Regions from separate parts of the Homo sapiens genome. Here all the other regions are linked to region 5. A link is a contact called in ENCODE Hi-C or POLR2A ChIA-PET data. All regions are on one chromosome and are shown on one strand. Each heading gives the region's core, a stretch centred on a gene start or an enhancer-like site at or near the end of the contact. The rest is flanking DNA. Distances are from core to core; before and after follow the strand shown. Region 1 holds the start of PSMD4 (proteasome 26S subunit ubiquitin receptor, non-ATPase 4). Region 2 overlaps VPS45 (vacuolar protein sorting 45 homolog). Region 3 holds the start of TMOD4 (tropomodulin 4). Region 4 holds the start of ZNF687 (zinc finger protein 687). Region 5 holds the start of ENSA (endosulfine alpha).

Region 1 (3,473 bases), core at 118-2,617, 630 kb before region 5:
AAGTGCTGGGATTACAGGCCTGAGCCACGCCCCAGCCAGACACTTTTCAAAAGACGATATACATACAGCCAACAAGCCTATTAAAAAAACCTCAATATCACTGATCATTAGAGAAATGCAAATAAATCAAAACCACAACGAGATACCACCTAACACCAGTCAGAATGGCTATTACTAAAAACTAAAAAAATAACAGATGCTGGCAAGGTTGCGAGAAAAGAGAACACTGTTCTATCGTTGGTGCAAGTGTAAATTAGTTCAATCACTGGGAATCACTTGAACCAGGGAGGCGGAGGCTGCAGTGAGCCAGACTGGGCCACTGCACTCCAGTCCGGGAGACAGAGCGAGACCGTCTCAAAAAAAAATTATTCATCGTTTATCTGAAACTCAAATTTCACTGGGCATCCTGTATGTTATCTGGCAATGCTATGCTCCCCCGAGAAAATAAAAAGAAGAAATCTCATAGGTGCCTGTTTCACCCAATCGGTGATTTGTGTTCGTCAACTATTCTGTATTACATTCAGTGATTACACTTAGAAGGAACTCTTGAAACCCTGCAAAAATTTATGTCCTCCTCTTCTAATGTGACTCGTAATAGGTACTCAGCCCAAGCCTGAAACTGACAAAGAGAGCTACCTCACCGGATAAAGCCTTTGTGTCAGACAGCCGTGGGTTTAAATCTTGACTCCACCACTTAACTAGCTGTATGATTTTGGACAAATCACTTAAAATCGCTGAGACTCGGTATCCTGAACCGTAAAATGGAGAGATAATTTACCTTAAGGTGTGGTTGTGAGGTATAAGTGAGATAAACAAAATGACTGATACATAAAAAGCAATCTGTAAATGGTACCTTTGAAGATGATACAGGGAAAGGTAATGAAGTTAGAGACGAGGGAATGGGGAGAGGAAGGGATTAATAATCTATTTTCCTAATAGACGTTATTTTGCAAAGAAAGGAGGGCAGAAAACTATTACGATGAGTCCGAAAAGCAGAACTGTAGCTAAAGACAGACCCGGGCTGCTCTAGAGAAGACGGCGCTAGAACAGAGAAAGGAAGCAGGAATGACCAGTCAATGACCGTCCCCCTGGGGGTAACAGTGGTAACCCGGGACTATCCGCCACTCCAGGGCCCCGGGATGACTCAGGGAGTCCAGCGGGCTCCTTACCTCCGGGGCCAGGGCCGCCTCTCGCCCATGAGCCCCTGGCCCCCACCCCAGGCCCTCCCTGCCTTGGCGCTACACGCGCCCGGAACCCAGCTCTGCCCCTCCTGCCCCGAAGTAGCTCCTCACCACACCATAGTGCTTTCCAACACCATCTTGCCACCTTCCTCCCTCCCGACCGGGTCTCCGGGACGGCCTAACAACAACTCCTCCAATTGGCCCGTCGCTCTTCACCAATCACAGACCTCGGCTTGGCCAGCTGCTTCCGCCTCCGTCCCCCACGTTGCGTTCTGGGAGTTGTAGGTGCCGCCAAACAAATTTGTAGGCGTCTTGAGGGTAGTTGAAGGGAATCGCGGTAACACAAAAAACAGGATCTAGCCTCCACTTTCCCTGCCATTGCAGTTCTCAGTTGGGGTTTCCCGCTGGCCGGATCTCAGGGGAGCTATGGAGGAACCTTTGAAAGTGCTGTGTCGATTCCGGCTTCGGCATTTTAAAAAAGTGTCGGGATCGGCCGAGCGCGGTGGCTCACGCCTGTTAGCCCAGCACTTTGGGAGGCCAAGGCGGGCGGATCACGAGGTCAGGAGTTCGAGACCAGCCTGGCCAGCATGGTGAAACCCTGTCTCTACTAAAAATACAAAAAATTAGCCGGGCATGGTGGCGCACGCCTGTAATCCCCGCTACTCGGGAGGCTGAGGCAGGAGAATTACTTGAACCCGGGAGGCAGAGATTGCAGTGAGCCGAGATCGCGCCACTGCACTCCAGCCTGGGGGACAGAGTGAGACTCCGTCTCAAAAAAAGAAAAAAAAAAGTGTCGGGATCGCTAATGACTTTCTACAGCCCTCAGTTCCCTGTAGAATTTTAATTCAACAAGCCCTTATACCCTTCAATTGAATTTATTTGTATATTTATCTCCTCCCTCGTTTAACTAAGGGTGGGCAACGTGCCTTTTTTTTTTTTTTTTTTTTTTTTTTTTTTTTTTTTTTTGAGACGGAGGAGTCTCGCTCTTTCACCCAGGCTAGAGTGCAGTGGCTCGATCTCGGCTCACTGCAACCTCCACCTCCTGGGTTCCAGGGATTCTCCTGCCTCAGCCTCCCAGGTAGCTGGGACTACAGGGGCATTCCACCATGCCCGGCTAATTTTGTATTTTTAGTAGAGACGAGGTTTCACCATGTTGGCCAGGCTGGTCTCGATTTCCTGACCTCAGATGATCCACCCACCTCAGCTTCCCAAAGTGCTGGGATTACAGGCGTGAGCCACCACACCTGGCCGGCAACGTGTCTTAATCTTTACAATTCCCTAAGCCCAGTACAGAGCCCGGAAAAGATTTGACAACTCAATTATATTAACTAATCTGCCAAAGAACAAACCACTAAACCGTTTTGGTTAATCAAAAATTACATTCAAGGCCTGATGCAATGGCTTAGGTTTTATAATCCCAGCGTTTTGGGAGGCCCAGGCAGGAGGATCAACTCAGGCTAGGAGTCTGAGACCAGCCTGGACAACACAGCCAGACTCCGTCTCTACAAAGTTTTATTGTTTGAGACAGGGTGTCGCTCTGTTGCCCAGATTGGAGTGCAGTGGCCTGATCTCGGCTCACTGCAATCTCCACCTCCCGGGTTCAAGCCATCCTCCTGCCTCAGCCTCCTGAGTAGCTGGGGCTATAGGTGCATGCCACCAAGCCCAGCTAATTTGTTTTTAATTTTTTGATGTGGGAGGATGGCTTGAGCGCATGAGTTCGAGACCAGCGTAGGCAACATAGCCAGACCCCATCTCTGAAAAAAAAAAAGTCTCAAAGTGTTGGGATTACAGGCGTGAGCCATCACATCAGCTGGATATTTGATATTAAGCAATTTTTTTAGGCATGATAATAGTGTTAAAGTTATCACCCTTATAAAAGTAGGCTTTATTAAGGGTTATATGTTGTATTCATAGATAAAAAAAGTATATGAAGTTTGGGATTTAACTTAATCCTCTGGAAGAAACAAATAGTTTTGTTTTTTGAGACAGGGTCTCAAAGTAAAACAAAAGAGACAAGGTCTCACTGGGCTGGAGTGCAGCAGTGGTGCAATCATACATAGCTCACTGCAACCTCTAACTCCTGGCCTCCCATCTCAGCCTCCGAAAACTGGGATTACAGGCTTGAGCCACTGCACCCGGCCACGCTGGTCTTATTTATGTTGATAATTATTGAGGCTGGGTTATGTGTACATAGTGGTTCACCATACTACTCTACTTTTGGTTTGGAAATTCCCATAATGAAAAAAAGAAGGCCAGCTGGGCACGGTGGCTCACGCCTGTAATCCCAGCACT
Region 2 (3,233 bases), core at 95-2,594, 540 kb after region 5:
ACTGACTAGTTGATTTGCAAAACCTACTGCTTTCTCTTAGTATTAATGATTGACCAGTGAAATGGAGACAAGTTGGTAGAATTTTACACAGACTGGGCTTGATCTCTAAGAAGCATCAGAACATGTCTCAACATGGTTGACAGAGATGAGTATGTAATAGCATGTAATCTCTAGATTTAGTACTTAATGATTTTAAGAGGCAGGTACCGATAGGAAAGGGGGCCAGGAGAAGCCATGTTTACATTTTTTAATCCTCATATTCAGGACCTTCCATATAGTATAGATTTATATTTATTATGCAGCAGAACAAATAATTTAATTCAAGTCAACAAATACTTTTGAGTCCCCATAAGGCAGTATGTCATGCACTGTTGCAGGCACACAGATAAGTTAAAGACAATTCCTGTCCCCAGTGAGTTCACAGTCAATGGGGTGAAGGATGATCAAAGTAATATAATTTATTCTGCTATATACATGTTTCTTTAATGTACTTTAGTTCTGTGAGATGGATAAATATGGAAATGGTGTCAGTTTAACACAGAAGGCATATTGGTTCACATGTAATTTTTCCAGAATGGATAGGCTTTCTTATGATTAAAGGGGAAGCCTTACCAATACCTTAAGAAAAAAAGATGATAATCCTACAGAAGTGTGTTCTGCAAGAAGTATCTGGTTTTGTAGCTTCAAGAACTGTTGCACTTTCCACTGTGTTATGCTATATGGGGAAAGGGCAAGTGCAAATAAAAAGGATGCAAATATATTGCACTGTGTAAAAAAGCAAAACAAAACAAAATAACAATCAAACACTGATTGATGAAGAAAGCTGTCTCCATATGGTATTTTTAATTTTGACAAAGTAGTCTTTATGAGAAGTGAGTATTTTCAAGACCTTATAATTTGAAGAAAACATGAGCCCCAGGAATAAGGCTGCAGAGGATGGACTGGCTCTATTTCTAGGTGCAAATGCCGGTGGAGATTTAACCATGCTAGTATTTTTATTATAATTGTTACTATTTTTATTAGGGCTCTGATTTAAAAATTATATGAATGTTTTCTTTCTTTCTATAGTCATGTAGATTTTAAGTGGTCTGCTTATAACCCTATATTCTCATAACCCTTTTTTTAGTGCATGTTTTTATAGAATATGAGGTTTTTCAGGAACAAATATGTGGTGTTATAACAGAAACATGTATGCAAAAAACAAAACAAAAAGCAAAAGCTGAAAATCAGTGCAAAAGAGGAAGGGGAGAGAAAGGGGAAGAGAAAGTATATTGGGTTGTTGAGAAATTAGGAAAGACTTCACAGAGGTGACACTTGCCAAAGGTCCTGAAGAATCAGTAAGTATTGGAACCAGTGTGAGAGACCAAAAGCAGTGGCACTATCAAAATAAATATGGAAATCAGAGGAAGAAATGGCTTGGTTTGAAAGGCTGGCAAGAGCCTTGAAGGGCACTGAATTCTGAGGACATAACTATCAACTATATGATTACTTTACAACTTACAAAATGCTTTCACGTACATTATCTCTTTTGTACCTGACAACAACCATGTCCAATGTCTAAGAGCTCTTCTGTTCACACTGACTAGGGACTATGATGATAATGGGGAACCTCCCATGTAGCTTTCAAGTACAGAGTTCTCTGAAAGAGATTTCTATTGTTGATTTTTTGGGTTACTATTTCACTACCATCATCCTTAAGGGATCAAAAAGGGAGAAACTTCTCTTCTGTAGATTTCGATCCCAAATTCGTAAGATTTTTCTTATTTTTTTCCTTTCATGGGATCTTTCCCCTAGAGCAGCCACGGAATACAGCCCATTTAGGGTATCTGTTCAAATGTTCCACTATTTTCTACTATAATATGAAGAAATTTCAGGTACAAATTATGTATGTATCTCAATCAACAGCGTAAGTTTAAAACATTAAGAAATCCTGTTGGGGGCCGGGTGCCATGGCTTACACCTGTAATCCCAACAATTTGTGAGGTCGAGGTAGGTGGATCACTTGAGGTCAGGAGTTCGAGACCAGCCTGGCCAACATGGTGAAACTCCCTCTCTACTAAAAATACAAAAAATTAGCAGGATGTAGTGGCGGGTGCCTGTAGTCTCAGCTACTCAAGAGGCTGAGGCAGGAGAATTGCTTGAACCTGGGAGGCGGAGGTTGCAGTGAGCCGAGATTACGTGCCACAGTACTCCAGCCTGGGCGACAGAGTGAAACTGTCTCAAATAAATAAATAAAAATTTTAAAAAATTTTTTTAAAAAGAAAAGAAATCCCATTTGGGATTTCTGTTGTTACTTTTCTTATAGGCACAATGTCTCATTTCCTGCCCTTGCAGTCACTCTCTTACCACCTTTTCTGGCTGATCTGTCTCTGTACTTTTAAGCAAATCTGAGAAATCCAAGTAACTATAAATTCACAAAACTGGTATGATGACAGTCAAAGACTATTTGCAGTAATCAGTCTCTGCCCTTTTCTATTTACCTTCACTTGGATCTTGACTCTTGGCTGTTTCTTATTAGAGATAGTAAGTGTTGTTGATGATGACGTGGAGAAATAAGAACCCTTACACACAACTGGTGGGAATGTAAATTAGTACAGCCATTATGGAAAATAGTATGAAGATTCCTTAAAAAATTAAAAATAGAACTACTATATGATTTAGCAATCTAACTACTTGGTATATATCCAAAGGAAATGAAATCAGTATGTTGAAGAGCTATCTGCACTCCTATGTTTACTGCAGCACTATTCAAAATAGCCAAGATATAAAATCAACCTAAATGTCCATCAACAGATGAATGGACCAAGAAAAGCAGTATTTAGGTCGGGCACGGTGGCTCAGGTCTATAATCCCAGCACTTTGGGAGGCCGATGCAGGTGGACTGCTTGAGCTCAGGAGCTGGGGACCAGCCTGGACAACATGGTGAAATTCTGTCTCTACAAAAATACAAAAATTAGCTGGGCATGGCAGTGTATACCTGTAGTCCCAGCTACTGGGGAGGCTGAGGTGGGAGAGTAGCTTGAGCCTGGGAGGCAGAAGTTGTAGTGAGCCAAGATTGCACCACTACCCTCTAGCCTGGGCGATAGAGCCAAACCCTGTCTCAAAAAAAAAAAAAAAGAAAAAAGGGAAAAGAAAATAGCAGCATATATATATATATATATATATTTATTATTCAGCCATGAAATAGAACAAAATCCTGTCATTTGTGGCAAAACAGATTAACCTGGAGGACT
Region 3 (3,704 bases), core at 1,073-3,572, 550 kb before region 5:
AGGTGCCAGACGGCCTTAGGGGACTTCCATAGTTGTCTCTGGTAGTTGGCAGTGACTAGATAGCCAGGAAGATAATTGAGAGATCGTGGGACAGTACTGGGATATGGGAAAAAGGGACATTCTGATCATCCCCTCATTTCTTCCTTTGACCCTAAAGAGACATATGAGCGGCTCGAGGCTGATAAAAAGAAGCAGGTTCATAAGAAGCGGAAGTGCCCCGGGCCCATAATCACCTATCATTCAGTGACAGTGCCACTTGTTGGGGAGCCAGGCCCCAAGGAAGAGAACGTTGACATAGAAGGGTGAGTGAATCTCAAGAGGAAAAGAGATTGTGTGTTCAGCTCATGTTCTCTTGGCCCCATTTTGCTTGCTTTTCTCACACAGCTCTCCTTAACACTTGGAGATTTCTTTCAGATTCCTAACTCCCTTCAGCTCAATTTCTTTTTCTTTTTTTTTTTTTGAGACATGATGCTGCTCTGTCACCTAGGCTGGAATGCAGTGGTGCAGTCTCGGCTCACTGCAACCTCCACCTCCTGTGCTCAGGCGATCCTCCCACCTTAGCCTCCCAAGTAGCTGGGAGTACAGCCACACATGCTAATTTTTGTATTTTTTGTAGAGACGGTTTCGCTGTGTTGCCCAGACTCCTGGGTTAAAGTAATCGTCCCGCTTCATCTTCCTAAAATACTGGGATTACAGGTGTGAGCCACCGCGCCCAGCCCAGCTTATTTCTTTCTTATTCCTTTTTCTTTTAGCTTCTCTGTTCTTCTCTTTCCTGTTTTTCCTTCTAGCCTAGCTTTCTTTTCCCATCAGTCACTTAGTACGTTCCTCAGAATGTTCCCAACACCCTGCCTCCTTTTTCTCTTTCCTCATCTCTCTGATTTCCTTCTTTCTTTCTTTTCTTTTTTTTTTTTTTTTGAGATGGAGTCTCGCTGCTCTGTCACCCAGGCTGGAGTGTAATGGCACGATCTTGGTTCCATGCAACCTCCGCCTCCTGGCTTCAAGTGATTCTCCTGCCTCAACCTCCTGAGTAGCTGTGATTACAGGCATCCGCCACCACGCCCGGCTAATTTTTGTATTTTTAGTAGAGACAGGGTTTCACCTTGTTAGTCAGGCTGGTCTCGAACTCCTGACCTCGTCATCTGCCTGCCTCAGCCTCCCAAAGTGCTGGAATTACAGGTGTGAGCCACTGCACCCAGCCTGATTTCCTTCTTTCTGTATCTGTTGTCTTCTCTCCTCAGCTCTTTGTGTTTTTCCTTGTCTTTTGTCCTCAGACTTGATCCTGCTCCCTCGGTGTCTGCATTGACTCCTCATGCTGGGACTGGACCCGTCAACCCCCCTGCTCGCTGCTCACGTACCTTCATCACTTTTAGTGATGATGCAACTTTCGAGGAATGGTTCCCCCAAGGGCGGCCCCCAAAAGTCCCTGTTCGTGAGGTCTGTCCAGTGACCCATCGTCCAGCCCTATACCGGGACCCTGTTACAGACATACCCTATGCCACTGCTCGAGCCTTCAAGATCATTCGTGAGGCTTACAAGAAGTACATTACTGCCCATGGACTGCCGCCCACTGCCTCAGCCCTGGGCCCCGGCCCGCCACCTCCTGAGCCCCTCCCTGGCTCTGGGCCCCGAGCCTTGCGCCAGAAAATTGTCATTAAATGAAGAGATGTCTAGTCCTCAGAAACTTCTTTCCTGCCCTGATTGGGGCTCTTGCTGTTCCGTTTCTTCTCCCTGCTTCTCCCCTTTGTCATCTCTGATCTTTGCCTAATCTGTTTCTTTTTCCTTTTCCCCTAGTTCTTACAGGTTTCGTTGTGTTTTTTAATCTAATAAAATAGAAAGATCCCTTTTGTCTGGTGTCCAGTCTAGGGTTGGGAGCAAGAAGTATTTGAATACCTGCATATATTTGGGTCTTTATTCGATAGCATTTATTATGAGCTGTCCTTTCTAAATTGTATTCATTCCTCCAACTAAATTATAAACATCTGAAAATTGCACACCAAAACACATCCTTGTATTGACCTTCCTATCACTTTACACTCACTGTTTTGAATACAGCAGGCACCAAATAAGGAGGAACTGGCTGATTCTAGTCGAACTCATATGTCTCAGACTGGGGCTTGTATGAAGGGAAGTGGAAGAGATGCCATGGCTGTTAATGACCACTAGAGGCTCTCAGGGCTGGGCAGGGTATGGGGGCTGTGTATATGTGATCTCCCACTACCCCCCACCTGGCCAGAGCTAAAATAATAAAATGCTGAGCTCACTGTTCCCCCACCCTCTCCCCCGGCACCGGGCTCCTCCTGCTGCTGGGACAGTGCTCTAGTAGAACAGACAGACCTACTGACACAGGGGAGGTGAGAAGGGAGGTGACCACCAGGACTGGTAGGTGGGGAAGACAGGGGGCTTATGGATGAGAGCCCGGTGGGAGATGGGAGGAGAAGAGTGGCTCCTATGGGGAATGATGTGGAGTGTGTCCCTGTCTCTGTCACTCAGTGTATATTTCTGCCACTGTGCCGTCCTACCCCTTAACTGTGTATAGTTTACATTGTCGATGTGTCTCACATACTTTCTGGATCTTTCATATTCAGCATGGTGTGTATGCATAGCTCCTTATGCGTATCTTATATTGTACAAAATTGTGCGAGTTTAATATTCCCACTGTTTTTAAAGAAACTTTACCCTATTTACACCCATTGGTCTGGTGTCACCTTCCTGTCCAAAGCAAGGGACAGATTATGGGGACTCACAGAGGCCTTACTACCCTTCCCCCAACCTGGAAGTCCCCCAACTGCTCCGAGCCCTTGCTTTCCCTTAAGACTTCAAATTTTAGCAAACACAGAAAGTGAAATCTTGATCCCCCACAATAAAAGGGAAATGAGGATGGGGTAAGAGACTCTCTCTTCCCCTTACACCTCATTGTCCTTGGTTTTTTTATCCGGTTTAGGAAAAAGCCTGGATTATGAGGAGGAGAGGAGGAATTTCCCTGAAGCTCTCTATTCCCCCACCCCTCATCCCCTTTCAATAGGAACTGGGCATAGGACCAGCTGTGTTGGCAGGGCTTCCAGCAGCTGTGTTAGGGCGAAGGCACTGACAAGTGAGGTTATAGGGGAGGGGTGCTGCCAGGATTTCTCTGTCATACCGTGGGAAGACAAACCCAGCTTAGATGTCTGGGATCCCCATCCAGAGTGGCTGGAAGCTGGGGAAGCAGAAAGGAGACTCTAGTTCTAACTCTAAACAACCTAATCTTCCCCACTTCCCATCCTCAACTAGACTTCTAATCTCCAAGAAATCCAATCCAATGTTCTGCCCCCCTGGCTGGTCTCTTTGTGTCCCTGCTGTGTCCCTGTCCATCTTACCATTGTCCATCCTTTTGTCCCATGTTGCCCAGGCTCTGTGAGTACCACACAGTGGGGAGGGGGTGGGGGCCACCATGTCATCATATCAGAAGGAACTGGAGAAATACAGAGACATAGATGAAGATGAGATCCTAAGGACCTTGAGCCCCGAGGAGCTAGAGCAGCTGGACTGCGAACTACAGGAGATGGATCCTGAGGTAGGGGCTCCAGCACAGGGAACCAGAGGCAGTCCCAGGCATTTGGGAAGGGTGTTGGGCTCTGGGTGGCTGAGAATAGGGTTTGCTACAGGACCTAGGGTCCTAAGAAGGCCAGGGGAAAGGTGTCCGGTGATGTTTTAGGGAGCCCTAGCAG
Region 4 (3,638 bases), core at 1,067-3,566, 650 kb before region 5:
AGGCAAGAGTCAGGGGTCATGCAGGATCAAGTCTAGGGCACCTGGGCCATCACTGGCACCTGGAGATCTAGCTTGGTCAGCAGGGAGAAAAGGACTCAAGGAAATTACCCAAGAGACCAAGATGGAAAGAATAAGACACAGGAACAGAAAGAGACAAAGAGAAGAGACAGAGGGGAAAATGGTGATGGCAGCCTGGTCACAAGGGCCCCAGCCTAGACCTCTCCTGTCACAAACACCTGCTGCTCGCTCACTACCTTCCCCAGAGTGCCTGGCCCTCCCCTAGCCAGCCCTTCCTTCTCCACCCCTCCCCATCTTGCTTTCCCGAGGCTAAAACTCCCAAGATACATACACATTTCTCCAGCACAGCTGCCACAGTGGGAAAAAGCCAGGCTCCCTCAACCCTCACCCATCATTTCTGCTCCAAGCTCCTCACCCCATTCCATCCCCTAACTTTAACTCCTCACCCTTTCCATTTTCCTGTGGCAACAGTAGCCCAGGAAGTTTCACCTAGCCTCAACCTGGCCAAGTGCAAAAAATAAAATTAAAAATCCCACAAGAATTATGTGGCACTAATCCAACAAGCAGGCCAGCTCAGAGTTTGTGGGAGACCCAGGTCTGTCCCCTACCAGTGTCTCCCCATGAGTGTTTCTGTATCTACGAAGAAGCAACTAAAGAGTCTATCCCTATCCATTCCCTGCCCAGGTTGCAGGCCATTTCCCAGCCAGCTCTCCCACCTCTCTCCAGTCTTCAGACTGTAACTAGAGACAGTCCCAGCAAGTGGCAGCTGGGATTGCTGGGACCAAGGTTGGGGTGGGGGCAAAACCAAAGGGGGAGTCCTCCCCTCACCCCCACCCTATTCAATTCTGCAGAATCTGGGTTTAAACAAAAACCCTTGTCTCTATAGGCCTGGCTCCTAAGCCTGGTTCCCTCCTGACCAGAGGCCTGAGCTACCTTCCACTCAGGTACTCAGAAAAGTGGACTGCTACAACGAAGACCAGCGGGGACTAGGAGAAAACACCTGCGAACTCACCCGCCCCCACACCCCGCCAGCCACCTCCCTCTTGGGTGCCCCAGTGACTTAGAGGTCATCCGATGGCCACCCACCCAGAGCAGACAGTCGACCAAGCAAGCCGCCAAGCTCAAGCCAAGGAGGATCAGGCCTTCCTGCGACTGCTGAGCCCTGTCTCTAGGGCTCCTATCTCCCCCGCCCCCTTTCCCTCTGTGGTTCCCCAAAAGCCAAAGAGGCTGAACAGGAAGAGGCTGAACAGGCCCAGGTCGAGTGGGGGCTCCACTGACCTTTGCCCGGGCCCAAGGCCTGCAGCGCAGAGGAGGGCGAGGGGCTGGCGGCGATTAGGTTGAGGCCAAGCTGGGTAGCAGACGGAATTAAGTCCCTGCCATCTGCCGAGGGCTGGCGCGGGGAGCAAGTCCTGGGTTTCGAGGAGGGGGCGGGGTGTACACATGAGAAACTACAAGGGAAACTGAGGCGCGCGGCCCTTCTCTCACTCGCACCGGCGTGCGAAGCGAAGGCCGGGCCTCAGCCAGGCCAGGCCCTTTGGGAGCTGCTGCGCAGCACCTGGGGACCCAGGACTACACAGGATAGGGTGGGGAGCTGGAAAGAGGGGAGGAGAGAGGGGACGGTCTCTGCGCGACTCTCAGCTCTCTAGCTGGGGTCCGTCCCAACTCGGACCTCGTCCCCTCCCCTCCGGGCGCAGCGGAGCCTCCTCCCGCCGCGCACTCCCGGAGGCTCGCTAGAGACTGGAGACTGATCGGGGGGTGCGCAGGGGGCCGGGGGCGCAAGCCTGAGTCTTGCCCGGGCCCGGACGCTGACCCGCACCCAGTCGGGGTGCAGGTTCTGCTCCGGCCTGGCCCAGGTCCCCCGCCCCCATCCCCGGGAACGGACACCATTTTAGGTCGCGACATCCCGCAGCCTTCAATCTCCGGGCCGCACTTCGGGTGCCTCTCGAGCCGGGGGCGCCAGGACCTGGGGTTCTCGACCCTCCTGGGGGTTTACCCGGCTACGGACTGTGCTTACAACAGGCCAGGAGTTTCGCCCATCCGCCCCAATGGATGGAGGCGGTGTCTGGGCCTTCCTAGAAGCCGCCCCAGGGGGCGGCGCGGAGAAGGGGGTAGTTGACCAAGTGGGGGAGGGGCGGGGGTATTTACCCGCCCCCCCCAAGGGGGCGGAGCCAAGGGCGGGTATTTACCCCAGGCACGCTTACTTGTTCCGCTCCTGGTGCGGGCCGAGACCCGGCGGTCTCTACCCCGCTCCAGCCGCTGCAGCCACCGCCGCCCTCCCCGCGGCCGCCGCTACTTCCTGCTTCTCTCCGGTTCGGCCTCCCCACTCCCTCTCCTCCCTCCGCGCTCCAGGTCTGGGCTGCCCGTTTTCGCACTCGCCATTGGCCCTTGCCCCCGTCGCTCAGCCCTGTGCCCCTTCCAGCCCCGCACTGGGTTGGCCCTAAATACTGCCGCTCGGAACTAGCCCCGCACAGTCCTCTTATGCTCATTGGGCAAGGGGCCGAGGCCCTCTGAAGATACCTCTCCCCATTGGCTGCGCCGGGGTCCGTCTGCCCCATCTACGAGTCTCGTAAACGATTGGCCTCCGCCACTGTCGCTTAGAAAGAAGCCAGCCTGCTTCCCAGCTTGCCTACTGGAAGGGGGAGCACCCAGGTGCGTCTCCGCCCCTCGCTCCCTACTGGCCGCTCGAAGCTTGAAGCTGCAGTTCACTTTCGCGAATGTAAGGAACCCAGCTTCTGTGTGGTGGGCACTGAGAGCAGAACCGCATTGAGTCGGAGTGGAGCACAGAAGTGTAGGTCCTTTTGCGCTGTTTCAAGCTAAACCCGTGTCACTGATGCCGTACAGAAGTTACAGAATGGGACGCCACCCCAAACATTACGTCATCCGCTGACCATTTCCTTGCGGTCTTCCCACCGTCTAAATCGCCATATAATCTGATGGATGGGGTCCTCGCGCGGTTCAGCTCCTGGGCGACAGCGTAACCCGTCGCTCCTCCCTCTGCGGGAGGGCGTGGACGGGGCACGGGATTTGGAGCATGGAAGGAATCGGGACCTAAAGGTTGGGAAGGGCTCGCGGACCGGAAGCGGGGGAGGTGACGTAGGAGTGCTGGCGTGGCCGGGCCATTTCCAAAGAGGCATTAAAGGAGCAACTGATAGGCGTCCTAAGTATGGGCTGGGGGGGGAACCGCCAGCTCCATTTCCCATTTAAGGGCTCCCCTTTTCCCCGCCCCCAGCATGGAGTGGGGGTGGGGTCAAGGTCGAGTTTTCCCGCGCTTTGTTGCCACGCCCCCTGGAGGCGGGGGAAAGGGAGGAGTCGCTCGGAAAATGAATCTCCTTGATGCTCTAATAGCACTCACTGGCAGAATTCGTATGCAAGCCCAGTGTGCCACCTCGCGCACGCAGCCGCTCGTTAACGGCGTGTTTTTATTTTTTAATTAATTTTTTTGAGGCAGAGCCTCACTCTGCTGCCCAGGCGGGAGCACAGTGGCGCGATCACGGCTGACTGCAGCCTCAACCTCCCAGGCTCCAGTGATCCTCCCGCCTCAGCCTCCTGAGTAGCTGGGACTACAAGTGAGCGCCAAATCGCCCTGCTAACTTTTTTATTTTTTGAAGAGACAGGGTTTT
Region 5 (3,318 bases), core at 273-2,772:
TAAAGAGCACTTCTTATCTGCCACTCTTTTTTTTTTTTTTTTTTTGAGACGGACTCTCACTGTCACCCAGGCTGGAGTTCAGTGGCGAGATGCGATCTCGGTTCACTGCAACCTCCGCCTCCCAGGTAAAAGCGATTCTCCTGCCTCAGGCTCCTGAGTAGCTGGGACTACAGGTGCACGCCACCACGCCTGGCTAATTTTTGTATTTTTAGTAGAGACGGGGTTTCTCCATGTTGACCAGGATGGTTTCTATCGCCTGACATCATGATCCACCCTCATCGGCCTCCCAAGGTGCTGGGATTACATGCGTGGGCCACCGTGCCCAGCCTTGTTTTGTATTTCTAGTAGAGACAGGGTTTCACCATGTTGGCCAGGCTGGTTTCGAACTCCTGACCTCAAGTGATTCGCCCGCCTACGCCTCCCAGAGTGCTGGCATTACAGGCGTGAGTCACCGCGCCCAGCCAGGCCTGTAAGCTTTCTAAGGGCAGAGACTGCCTTACTATACACGTACCCCCCCCAACTAACACAGTACCATCCACATACAGACAGACGCCCAGGAAATGTTAAACTGTAATTCTGGATAGGTTAACTAGTATTAACCGTATTTACCAAATGTTTACCACATACTTACACTGTCCTCCTTGTTTCAAGGAGCGTAGTCCCCAAGGGATCACCCTGATGGAATATAAAAACTACACATAAGAGTGAAACTACGGAACGTAAGCCATTAGTGTTTTGCAAGACAGCTCGGGTTGAGACTCAGTCTCTCTCTTCCACAGGCCAAGTGACACATCGTAATACCATTGGTACCGTTTTATTTTATTTTTCGCGACAAAGTCTCGTCCTGTCACCCAGGCTGGAGTGCAGTGGCGCGATTTCGGCTCACTGCAACCTCCGCCTGCAGGGTTCAAGCGATTCTCCTGCCTCAGCCTCCCAAGTAATTGGGATTACAAACGCCCGCCACCACGCCCGGCTAATATTTGTATTTTTAGTAGAGACGGGGTTTCACCATGTTGGTCAGGCTGGTCTCGAACTCCTAACCTCAGGTGATCCGCCCACCTCGGCCTCCCAAAGTGCTAGGATTACAGGCGTGAGGCACCGCGCCCGGCCTGTTAGTACTACTTTAAAATCGAATCTGACCTCCAAATCATTTTCTGGAGCTCGATCATTTTCTGCTAACACCGCAAAGCTTAATCCTCTCCACCTGAGAATAAAAGGTTCCATCCTTCCGCTCTCCAGTTTGACGCCCTGCTAAGTCTCTCGGACGCGGTGGGCTGGAGTGAAGGAAGCCGGAGCCCACCAAAGCTGCAAAAGTACCACAGCCAGCAGCCCCGCCCCCGATATCCCCCACAGGCTTCCAATTGGTCCTTGTGGCTCACTCTCTTTCCAGGTTGGTGTTCCAGCTTGCCGGTCGCCTCTATAGAGCCCACCTTTAGACGGCGACTATTGGTAGATCGTTACGTCATTGCCCTATCTACCTCACTCCCACTGGCTCTCATAGGAAGGGGCGGTCGCAACGTCACGGGCAAGGGCCGCCATTTTGACTGAGCAACCCTAGTGACAGGAGCCGAAGCAGCAGCGCAGGTTGTCCCCGTTTCCCCTCCCCCTTCCCTTCTCCGGTTGCCTTCCCGGGCCCCTTACACTCCACAGTCCCGGTCCCGCCATGTCCCAGAAACAAGAAGAAGAGAACCCTGCGGAGGAGACCGGCGAGGAGAAGCAGGTGAAGTGGAAGGGGTGCGGGCGGGCGAGCTGGGGAGACCGTGATGGGGCGGGAGACGGTCTCCCACCAGTGCGGATTGGTCGCCATGGTCTCAGGCTCCGCAGGGGTTGGCCACTTTTTGCGTCACGCTGGGTGAGCTTCAACACGACATGCTGCTTTGGCGCTGGTTAGTTGGGTCGTTTGTCACTCAGTACTGTACTCTTCCTGATTGGCCAATAGGCCTACCGCTCAAACCTTGGACGCTGTGCTATAATTGGCCGAGCATGGACGTGGGGCGGGTGGTTGGAAAGACGGTGAATGGAAAGGGGATGGCTGGTGGTCTTGGGTGTGATGTGTGTTATTGGTTTGTAGAGGTAAGTGACCCAGCAACCGGGCTGGGGCCCGCAGCCTCAATCCGCAAAGATAGGGGTCGAGGTAAAGACGTTTAAAAAAAAACCAGTATTGGGGGAGGGGAGAAGTGTAGTTATTATAATGGCTAGTTTAAGGCGGCAACTTTCTCAAGAGACCTATTTTAGTAGCTAAGGATGGTCTATTGCTCACCTTCAGTGAGGACCCAGCAATATTGAAGAGGGCTAGAGTTCCAAACAGAATCATGGTAATTAAACTTGGAAAAGACGCCGACAGGGTCGTGAGAAAGACACTTCTCTCTTCCCCTAGACTTCCAAGGCAGGGACTTAGTGCACCTGCGATTCCGTGATGGAAACACTAACGCCAAATAAACCCCTTATTGGGGTTTGTATTTGACTTTTAAAATTTAGTACTGGGTTCAGGTACTCATTAAATACACTTGGTGTTATATCTATGCGTAATTTCCAAGAGAAAGGAATATAATTCCACTAAAAAGAGTCATACGTTGACTTCATATCTTTTCAAAAAGTCACTAAAGGGCAGCAGGGACCACAAAAAAAAAAAAAAGAGATTGACTACAGTAGTGAGAGTCCCTGCACCACCAGGGTAGGTATTGATTTTTTTGATGAAAACTGGTGGGTAAATACTAGTGAGCCTACTGTATCTTTGTTTTCCTGAGGTTAAAAACAGTATCATTTTCCTCTCTGTTTATCAGCTTGCTACCATAATATTTGTGGAAATGTTGAAGCAAGGCTGTGCCATTACTCAGGTGGAGATCTTTGGAGAAGGCCACATAGCTAGCCGCCTCCACAGGGAGACCTAACAGGTGGCTTAGACCTTGAATAAAGAAGGAACTGCTTTGTCGTGTAGCAATTTTAAAAAAGAAAGAAAAAAATAAGGAGGAAACATTTAGCAAACTATTTTTTGTTGTTGTAGAGACGGGGTTTCAACATATTGCCCAGGCGGGTAGTGAATTCATGAGCTCAAGTGATGCACCTGCCTCAGCCTCCCAAAGTGCTGGGATTACAGGCATGAGTCACTGCTCCCAGCCCCAAACTATTTTTTTTTTAATTTCTCATGTGACATGTAGGATAGCCTAGGGAACCCTGCTACTCATCCTCTATCACCAGAAGCCCTGCTTTTTTCTCTTTGTCTTTCTTAGCATTTGTGCTGAGTGATATGGCCCACTCTGTGATTAAAGTATTGTGTTTAGTATTACCTTTAGCCCAATACGCACAGGTCCCTGGCTG

The links. Hi-C counts contacts between places; a loop is a spot of excess contacts on that map. ChIA-PET counts read pairs that join two places held with the same protein, here RNA polymerase II (POLR2A). Pooled maps may share reads with other maps.
Region 1: a pooled map shows a loop between it and region 5 (10-fold over the local background). The contact joins the promoter of PSMD4 here to the promoter of ENSA in region 5. A Hi-C loop is called at or near these places in 7 of 50 pooled maps. POLR2A ChIA-PET finds 5 or more read pairs at or near these places in 2 of 52 experiments (activated CD8-positive, alpha-beta memory T cell and naive thymus-derived CD8-positive, alpha-beta T cell).
Region 2: a loop to region 5 is called in a pooled map, with 2.5 times the contacts of the local background. The contact joins the enhancer-like site here to the promoter of ENSA in region 5. A Hi-C loop is called at or near these places in 1 of 50 pooled maps. POLR2A ChIA-PET finds 5 or more read pairs at or near these places in 2 of 52 experiments (T-cell and naive thymus-derived CD8-positive, alpha-beta T cell).
Region 3: POLR2A ChIA-PET joins it to region 5 with 12 read pairs in PC-9. The contact joins the promoter of TMOD4 here to the promoter of ENSA in region 5. A Hi-C loop is called at or near these places in 1 of 168 maps with a recorded cell type or tissue (naive thymus-derived CD4-positive, alpha-beta T cell) and 10 of 50 pooled maps. POLR2A ChIA-PET finds 5 or more read pairs at or near these places in 2 of 52 experiments (PC-9 and activated T-cell).
Region 4: a loop to region 5 is called in a map of naive thymus-derived CD4-positive, alpha-beta T cell, with 20 times the contacts of the local background. The contact joins the promoter of ZNF687 here to the promoter of ENSA in region 5. A Hi-C loop is called at or near these places in 1 of 168 maps with a recorded cell type or tissue (naive thymus-derived CD4-positive, alpha-beta T cell) and 11 of 50 pooled maps. POLR2A ChIA-PET finds 5 or more read pairs at or near these places in 1 of 52 experiments (CD4-positive, alpha-beta T cell).

Annotation. Positions count from the first base shown.
Region 1 is chr1:151,252,628-151,256,100 of GRCh38, reverse strand. It overlaps PSMD4 (proteasome 26S subunit ubiquitin receptor, non-ATPase 4), which reads right to left and starts at 1,367. Exons shown (of 10, transcript NM_002810.4): 1 at 1,293-1,367. The coding sequence starts at 1,318. RefSeq lists a silencer at 1,106-1,245 and an enhancer at 1,286-1,475.
Region 2 is chr1:150,088,367-150,091,599 of GRCh38, reverse strand. All of the region lies in intron 10 of VPS45 (vacuolar protein sorting 45 homolog), which reads right to left. Among named protein-coding and RNA genes, the nearest start is that of VPS45, 22 kb to the right of the region's middle. Within about 2 kb of position 1,344, at least 4 of the 41 ENCODE cell types and tissues checked have a DNase peak (open chromatin) inside an H3K27ac peak, as active enhancers do.
Region 3 is chr1:151,174,599-151,178,302 of GRCh38, reverse strand. TMOD4 (tropomodulin 4) reads left to right here and starts at 2,322. Exons shown (of 10, transcript NM_013353.3): 1 at 2,322-2,379; 2 at 3,386-3,550. The coding sequence starts at 3,428. It overlaps VPS72 (vacuolar protein sorting 72 homolog), which reads left to right. Exons shown (of 6, transcript NM_005997.3): 5 at 158-302; 6 at 1,272-1,999. The coding sequence ends at 1,659.
Region 4 is chr1:151,280,977-151,284,614 of GRCh38, reverse strand. ZNF687 (zinc finger protein 687) reads right to left here and starts at 2,316. Exons shown (of 9, transcript NM_020832.3): 1 at 2,220-2,316. ZNF687-AS1 (ZNF687 antisense RNA 1) reads left to right here and starts at 2,686. Exons shown (of 2, transcript NR_135595.1): 1 at 2,686-3,072. RefSeq lists enhancers at 1,205-1,274, 1,583-2,468, 2,515-2,744, 2,775-2,974, 2,469-3,353 and silencers at 1,695-1,854, 2,135-2,414, 3,096-3,436.
Region 5 is chr1:150,627,816-150,631,133 of GRCh38, reverse strand. It overlaps ENSA (endosulfine alpha), which reads left to right and starts at 1,522. Exons shown (of 4, transcript NM_004436.4): 1 at 1,522-1,720. The coding sequence starts at 1,664. LOC112268239 (a long non-coding RNA gene) reads right to left here and starts at 1,315. Exons shown (of 2, transcript XR_007066603.1): 1 at 632-1,315. RefSeq lists enhancers at 1-827, 828-1,795, 1,538-1,807.